Regions from separate parts of the Homo sapiens genome. Here region 1 is linked to region 2. The links are chromatin loops, found by intact Hi-C in ENCODE. Cell type or tissue: sigmoid colon. All regions are shown on one strand. Each heading gives the region's core, and the rest is flanking DNA. Links, peaks and the distances in the headings are about the cores only. Region 1 has its middle 130 kb from the start of LINC01372. Region 2 has its middle 420 kb from the start of CT66.

Evidence for each region. A loop is a pair of places that touch in the nucleus more often than their neighbours do. Peaks named below come from ENCODE experiments on the same cell type or tissue, not always from the same donor. Only the 100,000 strongest peaks of a DNase experiment are listed, where the experiment ranks them.
Region 1: it touches region 2 in a loop (7-fold over the local background); 2 of 110 quality-filtered maps call a loop at or near these places.

What each region holds. Positions count from the first base shown.
Region 1 is chr7:67,461,394-67,464,306 of GRCh38, reverse strand. No RefSeq gene overlaps it. Among named protein-coding and RNA genes, the nearest start is that of LINC01372, 130 kb to the right of the region's middle. In sigmoid colon, for the core only: no CTCF peak of the experiment used is centred there; a DNase peak (open chromatin) is centred at 1,316.
Region 2 is chr7:69,176,196-69,179,108 of GRCh38, reverse strand. No RefSeq gene overlaps it. Among named protein-coding and RNA genes, the nearest start is that of CT66, 420 kb to the left of the region's middle. In sigmoid colon, for the core only: no CTCF peak of the experiment used is centred there; DNase peaks (open chromatin) are centred at 828 and 1,378.

The sequences.
Region 1 (2,913 bases), core at 94-2,593, 1.7 Mb after region 2:
TGTGTGTTCAACTTTGTTGAACCCTCATGAATGGGATTAGTGCCCTTAAAAATGAAACCCCAGGGAGCTCTCTGCTCCCTGTCATGCACAGAAGGCAGCCATCTGTGAACCAGAAACCAGGCCTGCACCAGACACCGAATCTGCCAGCAATTTCCAGTCTCCAGAGCTGTGAGAAATGAATGGCTTTTTGTTTAAGCCACTTCATCTATGGTATTTTTGTATTGTCCATTAGCAGCACAAATGGACTAGGATGAAGGAGATAGGGGAAAAAAAGAAAGAAGGAAAAAAAGCTATCTGGTAAAGTTAGTGGAGGAAAAACCCACAGTGGAAGTCAAGTCTTCACCTACCACCCAGGCCAAAGGTGCTACAGGGGTCCGCATTGGCCCACCTCTGTTGGCTGAGCCCCTCAAGGTCAGAATCCAGGACCCTCACCACTGCTCAGTGTATCTATGGGTTGCCCTGACAAAGGTCCATGCAAATAAGAGTTGTCCTTGGGTCTTGCAAAAACTGTGACATTGTCCCTAGATTCTTTATGTTTAGAAAGGCTGGTCCCCACTGCTCCCAGCAATGCTTATCTCTGAGAAAACTGAAAATTATAGACCCAATGAGCATCAGACCTTGAAAAGATACTAGCATCATAAGTTACAAATGAAATGGAGGTGCTGGAGAGTCAAATAACCCATCCAAGATCACTCAGCCAGGAAGCAACAGGTTCATGCTTCCAAACCAAGTTTCCTGACTCCTGGCCAAGGAAGTCTTTATCCTCTGTCAAGCAGCTTTGTGAAATAAAGACTCAGAAAGTCACCAGATTTGGCCCCCAAGGGAAGGGCTCAGTCAGCTAAGGCTTATAGAGGAAGCTTCCTAAAGTGGTCTTGCTAGTAAAGCTTGAGTCTACGAAAGGTGGTAGGGTCCCCTTCAGTAAAGTCAAAGTTCTGTTAGCTGGAGAAGAACCACAGACACTGACCCAAAGATCTGACTTAACCCAATAAAACAGTCTTCCCTCCAGTTGAAAGATTTTTCCTAACTAAGGCCCACCAAACCAGGTATTCCTCCATGAGATCCAGAGCAGACCTTTCTTTGAAGTGAGAGTAATGCCTCAGGGAAATAAAAATCCATCTGCTCAGAAGGGATCATTTGGAACTGGGGCCCTCTTGTAGAATCTGCTGGCCTTTTAGCTGAAGCAGTTAACACGTGCTCTGCTGTCTCTTAGAGGGCTCAGAGATGAAACACAGCCAGCCGCCACACTTCCCAGCACAGCCAAAAACAGTCTGCAGGGGCCCATCTGGAGCAAATCAGTCTCACTGGAGTGAAAAATAGCAGATGTCGGAGTGCGCCAGCAGCCCCGGGAAACCCCAGCCCTGCTGCCCTCCGCTCTGCCCTCACAAATCATCCTTGCACAGATCGCTCACTCGCACAAGGCAGCCTCTTGGCTCCCGGCTTCCCTGCTGCCCTGGAGGCCCATCTGTGGCTGAAAAACAGGTTTGCAAGCTGGAAAGGAACCCTGGCATCTCCTTAGGGGACATGATCCAAGAGATTTCTGGACTCTGAAGTCAAAAAATCATAGACTCATAGGACATTTGAGCTCAAATGGACCCTCAGGGTCACTGGGTCCAACCCCACCACTTTACAGATGAGGAGGCTGAGGTCCTGACTCAGCAAGTCAGCCCTGAGAAGTAGACAATGACTGTTGCTAAAGCCAGCCTTGGAAAAACCAAGCATTCAGGAGATTTTCATTGAGCACCTACTGTGTGCTGGGTTCTGTGGTACCCTAAAGGCATTCACGGAATAGTGATGGAAACATACACAGATCATTTCCATCTCTGGCCAGTTTTGAGAAAGGAGGCTATGGAAAGAAAGGGAGGGGCACTTAGCACAGCCTGGAATTCAGTTTCCTAAACAAGCCCCGTGCACCAGTATGAAAGCACCAGGTAACCAACAGGACAAGCAGGTGCAATTAAGCACTTCTCCCTACAGAGCAGCCAAGTCTTCCAGCCAAAGTGTCTGTCCAGGTTCTGGTACTTCACATCCTCCTCCCAGGATCTTTTCTGTGGGCTTCCTGGCCCACAGGACCGGTACTTTCTTTCTTTCTTTTTTTTTTTTTTTTTTTTTTTTTTGAGACAGAGTCTCACTGTCACCCAGGCTGGAGTGCAATGGCGCGATGTCCGCTCACTGCAACCTCCGCCTCCAGGGTTCAAGCAATTCTCCTGCCTCAGCCTCCCGAGTAGCTGGGACTACAGGCATCCGCCATCACACCCAGCTAATTTTTGTATTTTTAGTAGAGATGGAGTTTCACCATGTTTGTCAGGCTGGTCTTGAACTCCTGACCTCAGGTGATCTGCCCGCCTTGGCCTCCCAAAATACTGGGATTACAGGCGTGAGCCACCACATAGGCCTAGGACCAGTACTTTCTTAAGGCAATTAAGTCTCCAGAAACCAGGTTGGGCTCCCCAGACTGCTTCATTTTCTTAGAGTTACCTGCTTCAGCTGTCTCCTCCTGGGGCATGTCTCTTTCTGCCTTTTCACGTCTGTGCACATTACACTGCTGAACATGGAGTTGTTCCCCATCAGGAAAGCCCAGCTCTCCTTTCCTGCTATTGCACTCGGCTTTGGGACTCTGCATTCTCTGTATCGAGCTCCATTTCCCTGCGTTCTAATAACCTGGGATGCCTTCCTAGATTCCACCTCTCAAAGCTGCACTCTTGCAGAGTGTGGTGGCTCACACCTATAATCCCAGCACTTTGGAAGGCCACGGTGTGTGGATTGCTTGATCTCAGGAGTTCAGGACCAGCCTGAGAAACATGCCAAAACCCCATCTCTACAAAATATACAAAAATTAGCTGAGCATGGTGGCATATGCCTGTAGTCCCAACTACTGGGGAAACTGAGGTGGGAGGATCACTTAAGCCTGGAGGT
Region 2 (2,913 bases), core at 277-2,776:
GTCAAAATATAATTTTCCTTTAAAAACCCTTATGTTGGGAGGCTGAGTCAGGTGGATTGCCTGAGCTCAGGAGTATGAGACCACCCTGGGAAACATGGAAAAACCGTGTCTCTACTAAAATACAAAAAATTTAGCCAGACATGGTGGTGCAAGCCTGTAGTCCCAGCTACTCGGGAGGCTGAGGTAGGAGAATTGCTTGAACCTGGGAGGCGGATGTTGCAGTGAGCCGAGGTGGCGCCACTGCACTCCAGCCTGGGAGACAGCAAGACTCCATCTCAAAAACAAAATAGAACAAAACAAACAAACAAAAAAACAAAAACCCATATGTGTTTTTAACTTTTAAGTAGTCAGAATGTTCAGATGGAAAAATCCACTCACTTGTTCATATGTTGCTATGGCTGGTCAGGGGACTTATACAAACACGTGAAATAATGCAGGTGGCATATTTGATGTAAATGGTCATTGTTTTGTCTATAGGTACAGTCTTTCTTTAAGTTGATTTCGTTGTCTGTTTGTTTCTTCTTTTTATCGAGGGCTAATTCTGGAAGGAAAAATCTAGAATTCTGTTCCAAAGCCTGCCTTTTATCACTGTTTCTGTCTCTCTTCAAAGGAGAAGAATGGAAGGGCGTTACAAAACAGGAACCATAGCTTGTTGGGGAAGATGAATTACCAAGTGATGAATCAAACCAGGGCCACCGATGGTGCCCTAAATCATAAGAGTGGGCTGTCAAAGGAAACCCCATAGGAGATTTAGGACTTGGCACCACCTATCCATCTCATCCAGGATGCATTTAGCGACTCACGTGCTCATGTGTCAAGTGATATTTGGGGCCATGGACCTCTTGGGGCTCTTATCAAAAGCTTCTGTGACTAATTAGAAAGGAATTAGTCCCCCTGCCTTTCTCTGGAGCTGTGTGAATACTGTGAGATGCTAGAAGTGAATGTCTACATTCATGTCATTCCAACTCCATCCCAGCTGTTTAGAATAAGAGCCGGCTCTCTGTGGACTTCTCCATCTTTCTCTTGGAACTAACTAAAAGTCAGTTGAGCAGTACATCAACAGTTCTGTTCTTAAAAACTTCTGGATTATGAAAATAAGAATGACATTCCACGTCGGGGAGAGTGCCAAGGTGTCATTGACTATCCCATCTCGCTAAATTCCCGTATGGAAAGACCAGATCACCAAGCTGGTTCCTTCTTCCTGTTTTCAAGGATTGCCCCCTGAGCACTGGTGCCTAGGAAAAACCCAGCTCCCTTGACATGTTTTAGGATGGAATTTTCTAGAATCACCCATTTTTCTTTCTGACACTTCCACTGTCTCGGTTTGGTATCTCTCTTCGACTGAAGCTGGCTTTCTGCCACAGCTCTTGTTTAGTTCTCTCCTGATTTCAGGACGTTCTGTTAACTCTCTTCTTCAGCCAATTCCCAAGTGTCATCCATCAACAGTTTGAGCTTAGGCAGACACGTGAAGCTAGCACCCAGCAAAGTGGTTTGGAAAGTGATGATGTTAGGCAGAGTGTGGGTTATTTTCAAAACAAACCAGCTGAATTCAGTCAAGCAACCAAGCAGTTTGTAACTGGTTGGTTGTGATCCAAGTGTTGGAAGAGTCTATGTCTTTCAAAGCCATCTGTGTATATAGACACAGCGTTACTTTCCATAAACTGACATCCTTATCATCATTCCTCTTAATCGACACATTAATACTTCTTACCCTTTAGGTTTTTTTTTTCATGGTTGATGGTATATTTCATTAGGGAACGAATTTATTCTAATTAATTTGAGGCACAACATTCGTCTGTTAAACCTGATTTCATCTATAAAAAGAGGTTCTTTGAGCATGATAGAATTTTACAAGCACAAGCAATTTCAGTTGCAATGTCCTTCTAAGTCTGGGAACTGGAAATATAATTTGCAGTGAGCTCCATCTTCTTCAATTCATCCTCCTCCTTTTCTTCCTCCTCTCTCTTTCATTTTCCTTCAGGATCTCAGCACATCACATTGTTAATCTAGATTCCAGAGGCTAAACATTGCTAGGAATGGGGAAAGAACATAAATCACCTCTTTCCCCCACTTTTTCTGCTCTAATTTTAAATATGTGAATCATAATCCTAGGAAAATATGCTGGGTAAAGAAAGGAAATATATAGGGAAAGAGGGGGGAAACACATACCTGGTCAGATTTCCAGCCAGCTTCTGCAAGGCAGCCACCAGACAGGCTAATAACCTAAGACAACGTCTGACAGGTTGATATTTCGACCTTGGTTTCCTGAAAAATATTTTTGGGCCCAGAATATTGCAGTGCCTACCTGCCATGTGAAATTCTAAAAGCAGACTCAGAGAAGGCAAAGAAGAGTGACTAGAAAAAGGACAGCTTCTGATTTTGTCAATCTATTTTGCAGCTCATACAAGTTGTAGATTTAAATAATCTATGACAAGACTTCACGGGCTCAGTTTGCAGAGAACAATTTGCTAGCTGGATTTATCACTAGATTCAATTTAATTTTTTTTTTTGTAGAGACAGGGTCTTGCTATGTTGCCCAGGCTGGTCTCAAATTCCTGGCCTCAAGCAATTCTCCTGCCTCAGCCTCCAAAGGTGCTGGAATTATAGGTGTGAACCACTGCACCTAGCCTCTATGTTCAATTTTAGTGACTTGTCATAGTAGACCTTAATTTCTTACTTTTATTTATCTGCTTATGACTTGCCTGGGCCCTTTATGTTCTTGAGACCCCTCAACAGAGCTGTCCTCTGTCTGTTCTAATACAACAGTCCCCAACCTTTTTGGCACCAGGGACTAGTTTGGTGGAAAACAATTTTTCCACAGACAGCGGAGGTGGGGGGGATGGTTTCAGGATGATTCAAGGGCATTATATTTATTGTGCACTTTATTTCTATTATTATCACATTGTAATATAT